Regions from separate parts of the Homo sapiens genome. Here region 1 is linked to region 2. A link is a loop called in an ENCODE intact Hi-C map of the cell type or tissue named here. Cell type or tissue: heart right ventricle. All regions are shown on one strand. Each heading gives the region's core, and the rest is flanking DNA. Links, peaks and the distances in the headings are about the cores only. Region 1 overlaps BICD1 (BICD cargo adaptor 1). Region 2 overlaps FGD4 (FYVE, RhoGEF and PH domain containing 4).

Region 1 (5,387 bases), core at 94-5,093, 200 kb before region 2:
GTCATACGCCTATTAAGTAGTGGTCGCTATTACCAAAGCAACCAGGACGTTTTGTGTTCTTTATATGAGTGCTATTTTCCACAGTGTCATTTATTATGCAACGTGGAGTAAAGAGTTGAAATCTTCACCAAAATAAGGGTTCAGGTTAAAGTACAGAAACAGAAACAAAACGATTCGACATGAAGTTCCCAACCATAGCAGCCTAACCTTCTGCTCTTTTCTACCTGCATGGCCTTGCTGTTCCTAAACATTGTCTTCATTTCACTGGCGTTGTATCTGCCTAGTACCAGTATTAGTGAGACTGTGGATTTTATCAGAGTTCAATGAAAGAAAGCTTACCCCTGCCCTCACTTTGTGTTTTTTATTTTTCCCCCTTTCTCAAGCACCACGTATTTGGACCTGAGAAGTGGCATAGCTGCTAAGTTGACTTTTAATAAAAAACTGTTTGTGCCTGAGGGAAATATATGCCTTTTTAAAAAGTACCTCAGAACATGTTCGTAGATCGTCTCATCGGTTTTGTTTGGTGGGACTGGGAGTTCAGCAGGAAGTATTGTCTGTGTGTGATGACGGGGCAGTATTGCCAGTCGGCAATGTTGTATTTGCATTCTTTATCCCTAACTCTGAATCTAGGACTCCATGAAAAGCCGGGTCACCCACAAAACATTTCTTCCAATACAAAGTGTATTATTACGTCTATTATAAACTAGTTTCATTTCAGTTATTTATCTTCATAGAGTGGGAAAGTCTTTTTCTGAAATACTAATTCTATGAAAATAATAATTTTAGTGAATCTTTGCCAAGAAGTTATAGAAACTTGGAAATAAATTTCTCATTTTCAGCACAAAATTAAGTGATAGTCCCTAAGCAGTAAGAGAGAATACCATGTATTTACACTGTGGCATCATTTAGTATAGTTTACACTGAGCCATATTTATTTATAGGCATTTAAAGTGAATCAGTATGTGTAGTGTTGATAAAAATCAGTATCTGTAAAGATAACATCAGGAATTCAAAAGGAAATTGAAAAGGGGCAGAACTAGTGAGAACCAAAAAGAATGAACTCCAGTAAGACTAATTGAAGACATACTTGGAGAGGAAAAATAAACAGCAGAAATGCACTAAAAAATACTGGCTAATTATTGCAAACAGAGTGAGCAAAGATTAATGCTAACTAGTAAAAGTAGTTAGCAAAGTAAACAGGTAGTTTTTTAAAAGTAAGCACAATTACAATATTGAATAGTATGGAGAAATGCTTTTCTCCTGAGGATTTTCCTTAATCAAAAAATAAGAAGAAGCAATAAATTGTCTTTGGCCTGAGTGCTGAGTGGCATAAATAAAGGAGCTTGGCTTAATCTTTCTGGTCCACACATAATCCATTAGATCCCATTCATATATCCAACTCTGGATTCTAATAAAATAATTTGGAGAACTTTGAGAAAAAGGAAAACTGTTAAATAAGAAAAGACCTATTTAGAAATTATACTTTAGTCTAACGAAGAGGAGGTACAATAGTAGTCTTCAAGAAAAGAATATTTAACAAATGATAGATATCAGCTATAGATATTGTTACTAAGTCTAGAATAAAAAAGGCTTCAGTGTGAAGGATGTATAGTAACTCTAGGAAAGAGATTTTTAACACTGGGAAATTAACGTGGAAATTGATAATCATAAAGAATATTTGTTTTGTAAAAATTGAATATCATTGGTGGTCTAGTAAGTATTAAGTGGCAAGATAGGAGAATGCATTTCAGTTCTGGGAGCTCATAATCCTGTGATTCTTTTATTTTAAGTTTTAAAATACATTAAAATTTTACTGGTTAATCATAAAATATTTTATATTTGAAAATAGGATGGCAATCTTTATTTTTCCAAGATATTTGTTGGAAAAAAATGATCGTTGGTATTATTTTTTCTTTCAGCTATATTCCATGGTATCTTTAAAATTGTTCAGAATATAGGACTTTTACTAAAAAAATTCAATTGTCAGAGTCTAAAAAAACAATGTCCTCAGGAATACTTCAGAAATAGAAGGTATGCAATCCCTTAGTGGGGGGCAAACACATTTCAGATTTCGTCTTTATTTAAAAGGATCTTCAGTCTACAACATTTGCTTTTTTCGTGCTTTGGAAAATATCCTTGTGCAGATAAGTTCTTCTGTTTGAAACAAGCATGAAACATTGGTCCAATAACCTAAGAATGTGGAGATTTCTTGATATTCTGTATTAATTAAAGTTCTCTACATGTCTCAAATGGAGATCACAAAACATGAAAAGGAAGAAATGAAATATCTTTTCTTCTGGGATGAGTGTCAATTTTAATGTATAATTGTCATAATCAATCAGCCAAAAGTTACAATCTGTCCCTCAGAGACATTGGGGGAAGCTGATGGATTTCCAGTAAGGAACTGTGGTGGGTTCAAACTCAGGCTGCCACAAATACATTGATATGGTAGGTAGGAAGTAGGACTAAATTTGAAAGAAACTTATGGGATAAAGTTCACAATTTTAAAAAGGTTGCCCTCCAGTTTTTTTGTTTGTTTATAAACTAGAGTGATTTTTAAGTAACCCTTATATTTAAGGCTGCAAAAAATGTACAAGAGTATGTTTTCAAGTAAAGGGAACATAATTCTTCAAAAAGCTGTTGAACTGGAGTTATGATAGGTTATGACAGAGAGCATGATCAGTGCTGATACTGACAAGTACTTTTTTACCTTAAAATCAACTTCTATGGAACTACAAGATCAATCTAGCTCCCGAGTGACATTTTCCATTGTCTGTAATAATGCCCTCGGATGAGTTGTGTCTAAAATTAAGTTCATCTTTATTTATATGCGAACTTAACTGCCATAGTCCCTAATGTATTGCGTTTGTAACCTGATCGTATTATGTTTACAGCTGAAAGATTTCATCTAGACATGTCTTTCGTCCTTATTATTCAAAGTGTAATTGAAAGAGATATTTAGTATTAAGACATGTTCCCCAATTGAGAATTTTCCAGAATATTCTACTTAAGAAGAAGAAGAGCAATTAACTGCCTTTAGTGTAAGGGCGAGAGTGCATAGAAATATGCAATGTAAAATGTTTGCATGAATTATTTCACATCATGTAAGCTTTCCCATATTCATAAGATGAACACTATAGAAGTCTCATTTCTCTGTGATCTTCTGTCCATTAGGAAAGTAAGGAGATTGTTATCTATATCTAGTCTCCTTTCCATATTGAACTGCATGGCTCTAATCCTCAGTGTATTTTTATCCCTTCTCGAGTTATTTAAAATTTGCCCTATTTAAGCTGAAGCCTGGATAAACTGCTGAGCCAGATTATTCCTGTGATTGGAGTTTAATTGCTGTAGAACACTTGTTGAGAACACATTTTTTACTTTTTTTCTTTCAGAATTATTCCTCAATCATTGTTCTCTAATGAAAACACCGAGAAGTAAATCTGGTGCTTCTTAGTGTAAATATGTTTTTCTTTTTAAAAAGTCATTTTAAAACAAAGATGAGAGAACTATAAAGTAAGGGGAAATATCATTTTATTTAAAAATAATTATTCAATGATAGATAATGGAGATACAGAATGACTCATTGGGTTCATAGGTATGATTTGTGCAGCCAGTCTTAGAGGAAATACATCATTTTAACATTATTCCCACAAAATGTTAAAGCTCAATGGTTTGACTATGAGAGTCAAACAATTACTATTTGAAAATCTCTTATGACATTTTTATAATCTACTCTGTTTTTATTTGCATGATTATGCTTATGTGATGAACCATCCATGATTCTGATATTGTATTTCTTTCCAGTATTAACATGTGTATTGTGTGGCCAACTCTGATTTGTACACCGTATTATTGTTGTAATGATTCAACTGTTCCTACATTTAATTGCAGTTTAATTATTATGCCTTTTGGGGTTAAATGATGTGAAGTGTTTCCACCTACTGATAAATACCATATGAAAACACGACTAAAAGACTGATTTAAGAAACTTGTTATTTTTAAAAATATGAATTTCAAAAGAAATGTTCTCAAAGACACATGCATTTATTTTAAATTCAAAAAATTCTTATGAATTTATTATTGCTTGTACTTTAACTTTTTTTATTGTAGACAATCCTAAGTGAATAATGTCTCATGGGAGAACACATGATATGTGCTTGTATTTGTGTAATCTGATCATGCACTCAATGGTTGGAAAAGGCACTCCAGTGCTAAGAAAATAACCAGAAGCCAATATATCGATTCTTATATCTCGGTTTATGTTACCAACTGAATATGGTGTAATGCATAACTTTTTCCAGTAAATAAACTGGTTATTTTTTGTTCATTTCATTAATGCTGCCTTTTTATCAATTTGAGCAGTTTTTCTGTATGTCATTTTGATGTATACTTACAAAAAGGAAAAGACTATATGAATTCAGATGTGATCTATATGTTTATTCAAAGTAAGAACTTATTTGAACTAAAAACTAAATGCTTTGCTTTAACAACAATTCTATACATTCCTGGTAAGTAATGTGTATCAACTCTGCTCATTTCCTCCAGTTATCACCTCTTCTACTTGTAATCTTTTCTAGAAAGCTATTTTGGCAGGAGGATATACTTGGCTGAATTTGATTAGAAATGTACCAACATGAAGAAAATGCTTGCCCTAAAACAGGAAACATTATTTTGATGAAAGAAGAATGAAGTTTCTATGCATTATTTTGGGAGACAATTCCTCTTTGTTCTTTTTGGAACAGCAGAGTTCCAAAACTTTGAGGGAGGTTAATTTTCTAGCTCCTCCTACAAATACATATTGTAGTAAATCAGCTGCTTTGGGAACCATCCACTTTGATTCGATTTTATTTAAAGGGTGGAGGAGGGGGAGAGGCAGATAGAACATGGTGTTCTAGTGAGTTAAAACGTCTAATGCAATCCTCATTATAGCTAATCAAATTCGTGCAACACGGGCAGCCAACATCCTGGCAAAAGCTGTCTGCTCACCTGTTGCATAAATACAACACTAGAAATAATAATGTAAACTTTTCTACAAATTTCTCCTTTTTCTCTTCCAAAAGCTTTTGTTTTTCTTGGAGGTTGGATCTATAAGTCTATTTGATACTTGACTTTCTCTTACATGATAAAGCTGATAGTCTGCCACATTCAAAAGTGAAAACAGCTGGACGCATCAAGAAAGTCTCTTCTCATCTATACATTTTGCAGGCAACTTGGACAGCCTATATTGCAACCCACAAGGGATGAGAAAGAGAGCAGAATCGATGGGAACTTGTGGAAGGGATTTCCGTCTTCTTCTTCTTCTTCTTCTTCTTCTTCTTCTTCTTCTTCTTCTTCTTCTTTTCTTCTTCTTTCTTCTTCTCCTTCTCCTTCTCTTCTCCTCTTCTTCC
Region 2 (5,387 bases), core at 208-5,207:
TTAAGCTGTTTAGTGTTGTTATATGGGAATACCCGAAGCTGGGTAATTTATGAAGAGGCTTATTGGGCTCACAGTTCTGCAGGCTGTACAGGAAGCACAGTGCCACCATCTGCTTGACTTCTGGTGAGAGCCTCAGGCTGCTTCCATTCATGGCAGAAGATAAAGGGTAGCTGGCATGTATAAAGATCACACGGAGACAGAGGAAGCAAGAGAGAGAAGGGGGAGGTTTCAGGCTCTTTTTAATAACCAGTCTTGGAGGAACTAATGGAGCAAGAACCTATTCACTATGGCAAGAATTGTACCAAGCCATACGTGAGGGATCTGCACACATGACTCAAACCCCTCCTATAGTTCCCACCTCCAACATTGGGGACCAGATTTCAACATGATGTTTGGAGGGGACAAATATCCAAGCCTGTAGCACCAACTCTGTTACCCCAGGTCAGTCACTAAACCTCTCTAAGCCTTCATAGACATAAGAAGAGAATAGTAGTACCTACCTGAGAGAACTATAAAGTATAAAATTTCATCAAAGATCAAATGAGATAAAGTGCTTTTGTTAAATGGGAAGAAGATGCTATATTAATGCAACATTGTATTACTGTTGTTTGTTGTTGTTTTGTTGGCTTTTATGTTGTTTAACTTATTAGCTGTGGATTCTGGTATATCAACTATAACTATTAGAAAACCTGTTTTGTAGCAGACAATGTATCTCTAGGATTTAGTTTTAAATTTAGCATCACCTTTTCCCTGTTGAGATGAATAACTGCTGTGTTATCTGTAATAGACCTTAGAATGCTTTAGCCTTATGTGGATTCCTAGGTGTTTAATATTGCCATATTTAAGATGCAATAAAATTAAAAGAACCACTTAAGTTTGGAGATGGGATTTCCACAAGGCATGAAGCAAATGTCCAAAATGAACAAAAGTCTTTTGGTTATGGTTTAGTTCAAAATTTGACACCTGCCCCCTTTACAATAATTTTATAATGCTGAATATTTTTGCACCCAGGACACCAGAATTTTTATTGTTATTGAACAAAATATCAGTGAAATACTATATTCTATTCTTTTTCTACAGTGCCTCCAAAGCCATTACACCTGCAGAATTCACCTTCGTCCAATATACACCAAACCCCCAGGCATAAAGCTTTACCTAGTGCAAAACCAAGGATGGAGGAAATTAAACCTGCCTCTGCTTCTTGTGTCTCAAAAGAAAAACCCAGTAAGGTATCAGATCTCATCAGTCGCTTTGAAGGAGGCAGGTAAGAGCTAATTTACAATGGGAGAAGGCAGGAGAAGAAGAAAGCTGATTTTCGAAAAAATGATAGTCATAGATACATTCTAAATAAAAAGCATAATATCTTATTCCATTAGGTTTGGTAGGCCTTCAGAAAGGGTGAATTTTTAAAACGAATGACTTAATCTTACCCTAATATGAACTGTCATTTACTATGTATTAGCTAGGTACAGTACTGTAGGCCACCAGCTTTTTCATGAAATTGTGTGCTTTGGTATCTGTGTGCTTTCTCTCGTTTCCTCTGTATCTCTGTGTGTCATTCTCTATGTGTTACTCCTTGTGGGTCATTCTGTGGGACGCTCAATATCTGGGTTGGAAAGTCTGAGCGGATGCCTCTGTCTCTTCGTTTCTCACTTTGTATGTTTGTGAATGTGACCCCTGTGGGCTTGTCTCCTCCCTGGGGCCCTCTCTTCTTTCCATCCCATTTTATTTAATGTGGGTCTTCTATACCCATTCAGTCCCGGTTTCCCCTCTCCATATACTCCATCATATGCTAGGTTTTGCAAAGAGATATTATTACCAATGACAAAATGTATGCTAAATTTCAGTTTTGTATTTATTAAATATAATTTATATTCTTTAGTCCCAATGTTTGGAAAAAACAAAGGTAGGTGAAATATTATATTTCTCATTTAAAGATAAACAGAACCCACATAAGTTGCTTTTCTCCTTATAAAACTCTCAATTGTTTATTTTTTCTTAGTCTTTTGATAAAAAGAAATTTTGTCACTGACTTAAATATAATTTTAAGCAATTTTATCAGTAGAATTTTGTTACCTGTCACCAAAAGTCTATGTACAACTAAACAGAATGTGTATAACTTCAATTTCATCCTTGAAACCAAATATTTTCATTCATTTCAGTGTAATATTTGGGACTTGTTAACCATTAGGGTGATTTTATTATTTATTTGTCGGATTTACTGTTACTTATGTAATGAAATCATAGCTTGGAAATAGTTTGATTATCTTCTGGGAATTGTGAACAAGCACAAAACCTGCAGTGTCCCTCATTTTTTAAATGGGTCTAACAGATGTTGGTTCCTCCTATCAATTTCCTGTGACAACTCAGAGGCCCCGTCTATTTTACAAAGTTACAAGTTCTGGAGAGAAGCCTGTCTTCAATTTTCATTCCTGATACATTGTAGGAACTTTGGTCATAAATATTTCAACTTCAGCCTCTCTTCCTCTGAAGTAGGATTTATAGGACCTTTGCTATCTTGAATTACAGTGATATTTACTTAGAATGGTTTAATTCCATTTAAAACTTTTTTTTTGCTGCTCAGGGTAAATTGACTTGATAACAACAGAGTGACCCCTCATGTTTGCAAATTCCAGGGGCCATGCCTAGTGACTGCATAATAGGAGGGGCTGGAGCCCTGATCCCTGTCATAAGGCATGTCAGAGCCTGCATCCCTAGATTTCAGGGATAACTCTCTGAAGCCTGGAAAGGGTCAGTATTCCAAAGGCTGCGTCCTCTCATCCTCTCCATTTTGGTTAACCCACTGCATTGTTTTAGATTCCTCTACATGAGAACTGTTTGTACTTTTTCCACTTAATGTTTTTTTAATCATTCAAGCTTCATAAATTCAATCCTGTTTTGATGCAAAGGTTGAAGGTTTAATTCATCTAAGGAAAAATGTGCTATAATTTATGATTTTTTTTTAAGCAAGTTTGTTCCGAGTGCAAATTGGGTATAGTGTGTTTTGGCAGGTCTGGTGAAGAAATATTATTTGTGGTAGAGTCCACTGCCGATACAAAAAACAATGTTATGTTCTCAGTGAGGTATTACCACTACAGACTGGCCACTAAAGTGTTTGTGTGGGTTAATACTGCATTGGATCTATAGGACTTAAGTAGGAGATTTGTATTTACTGTTGAGTGATATCCTTGCCATTGCAAGGGTCGTTTTCATTTTTAACCTTCCTTATGAGAGCTTAGACTAGCTTTGTAAAATAGAGGGAGGCTCTGAGTTGTCACAGGAAATTGATAGGAAGAACCAACATCTGTTAGAGTGGAGTCTGGTCAGAATGGTCATATCATACTGTTGTTAAGACCTTACCCGGCTGGGTACGGTGGCTCATGCCTATAATCCCAGCACTTTGGGAGGCCACATTGGTTGGATTGTCTGAGCTCAGGAGTTCGAGATCAGCCTGGGTAATGTGGCAGAACCGTATCTCTACAAAAAATACAAAAATTAGCCAGGTATGGTGGTGCACGCCTGTGGTCCCAGCTACTTGGGAGGCTGATGTGAAAGGATTGCTTGAGCCCCAGGAGGTCAAGGCTGCAGTGAGCCGAGATTGTGCCACTGCACTCCAGCCTGGGCGACGGAGTGGGACCCTGCCTTAAAAAAAAAAAAACATCGTAGCACTAGTTTGTTAAGATGACAGATTTGGAGCAAGTAGATTTTCTTTAATTTTTACTGTGGTTTCCTTCTTTCTCCTATTCCTCCTTCTTTCTCTCTTTCAGGTTAAGAGAGAGTACTCTTTTTAACCTAGGAACCACTTTAAGATTTTAGAAATAAGAATATGTTTCTACAGACCTGAACATTAGTGGTTTTTTTTTTTTTTTTTTTTTTTTGAGACAGAGTTTTGCTCTTGTTGCCCAGGCTGGAGGGCAATGGCACGATCTCAGCTCACCATGACCTCCGCCTCCCAGGTTCAAGCAATTTTCCTGCCTCAGCCTCCTGAATAGCTGGGATTACAAGGCATGCACCACCACGCCTGGCTAATTTTGTATTTTTAGTAGAGACGGGGTTTCTCCATGTTGAGGCTGGGCTCGAACTCCTGACCTCAGGTGATCTGCCCGCCTTGGCCTCCCAAAGTGCTGGGATTACCGGCGTGAGCTACCGTGCCCGGCCGGAACATTGGTTTTTCCCATGGACACTCCAAGGTCAACTGTTTTCTCCTTATGGTTTGGCATCCACAAAGCAGCAGGAATCTTCCAAGTACTGGTTCAACTACTGCTTTTACTAACTCCTTACCCACGTTATCCTTCCCCGTCTCCTCTCCCTCCCTACTCATACCCTTGATATCACTTACTATGGGACATTTGCAGCTCTCATTCAAAGCCATCCTTTAGATAAGACCTGAACATGCTTAAATTTGTTTCAGAGGATCTGTTGAGGATCTTTCCACCAGGGAATCCAGAGACTGATGTGGGCAGGAGAAGGAGGACAGTTTGATTCAAATCTCTAAAGACTACTTGGGAAATTATCCAGGCCAAAGTTGTCCTCCTCAAGGGGGCAAATCTCAACTGAAGAGTGTGTAACATTTATTTGTATTGCCCACCTCCAATTTTTATATATATGACATTTTCCCCTACTCAATTTATCCTTTCTTTCCTCTGGTGTTGGACTTTACCTGTATCTTTTTTCCTCCCTCATCACTTTCTTGCTGTTTACTTTTATTCCCTGTTTCATTCTCCAGTCCAGATCAGCAGTGATTGGGAAGGGTGGGTTGGGAGCAAAGGTGACACATCTCAGCATTGTCCTTGGGACCAGGCTGCTTGCTGTTTCCTTCCCCACCTCCCTTTATCCCGTTACCTGCACAGGGGAAGATAATCAACCCTAGACTTTCTTCCTTCATTTTGCCTACAGCCTATTCATCTGATGCTCATTCTGTCCTTCTGCTCCAGTACATCATAACTTGGGGTGAAGACCATGGGATTTAGAGTTGGATTCATGGTTTGACCTCTGGCTTTTCTGCTTGTTACATTGTGACATTGGCCACCTTAATTTCTAAGCCTAGATTTCTCTATGGGATCCCTGTCTTTGGAATTATTGTGAGGATGAAACAAGGTAATTATTGTAAGGGGCTTCTTATAGTTTGTGGTTCTTAGTAAGCACTTAATAAATGTTTCTGGCTGTTATTATTGTCACAATCATCATCATTATCATGGTTATTCAAAGTTCATCAAATATTTATTGAGTACTTCCCCTGTGTCAAGCGCCACGCTAAGAGGTAGGAGTAAAGCAGAGAGGAAGTCTGCAACCTCACCGAGTTTTAGTTGCTTTATTTCTTCTCGTTTAGGTCACAGGAATCTTTCAAAGAGTATAGCCCACAGTTTTGTGCTCCATTCCCCACCCCA

The links. Peaks named below come from ENCODE experiments on the same cell type or tissue, not always from the same donor. Only the 100,000 strongest peaks of a DNase experiment are listed, where the experiment ranks them.
Region 1: it touches region 2 in a loop (5-fold over the local background); 1 of 110 quality-filtered maps calls a loop at or near these places.

The regions. Positions count from the first base shown.
Region 1 is chr12:32,379,302-32,384,688 of GRCh38, forward strand. It overlaps BICD1 (BICD cargo adaptor 1), which reads left to right. Exons shown (of 10, transcript NM_001714.4): 10 at 1-4,332. Among named protein-coding and RNA genes, the nearest start is that of FGD4, 18 kb to the right of the region's middle. In heart right ventricle, for the core only: no CTCF peak of the experiment used is centred there; no DNase peak of the experiment used is centred there.
Region 2 is chr12:32,575,186-32,580,572 of GRCh38, forward strand. It overlaps FGD4 (FYVE, RhoGEF and PH domain containing 4), which reads left to right. Exons shown (of 17, transcript NM_001370298.3): 3 at 1,081-1,264. Among named protein-coding and RNA genes, the nearest start is that of DNM1L, 100 kb to the right of the region's middle. In heart right ventricle, for the core only: no CTCF peak of the experiment used is centred there; no DNase peak of the experiment used is centred there; H3K27ac peaks cover 2,926 bases.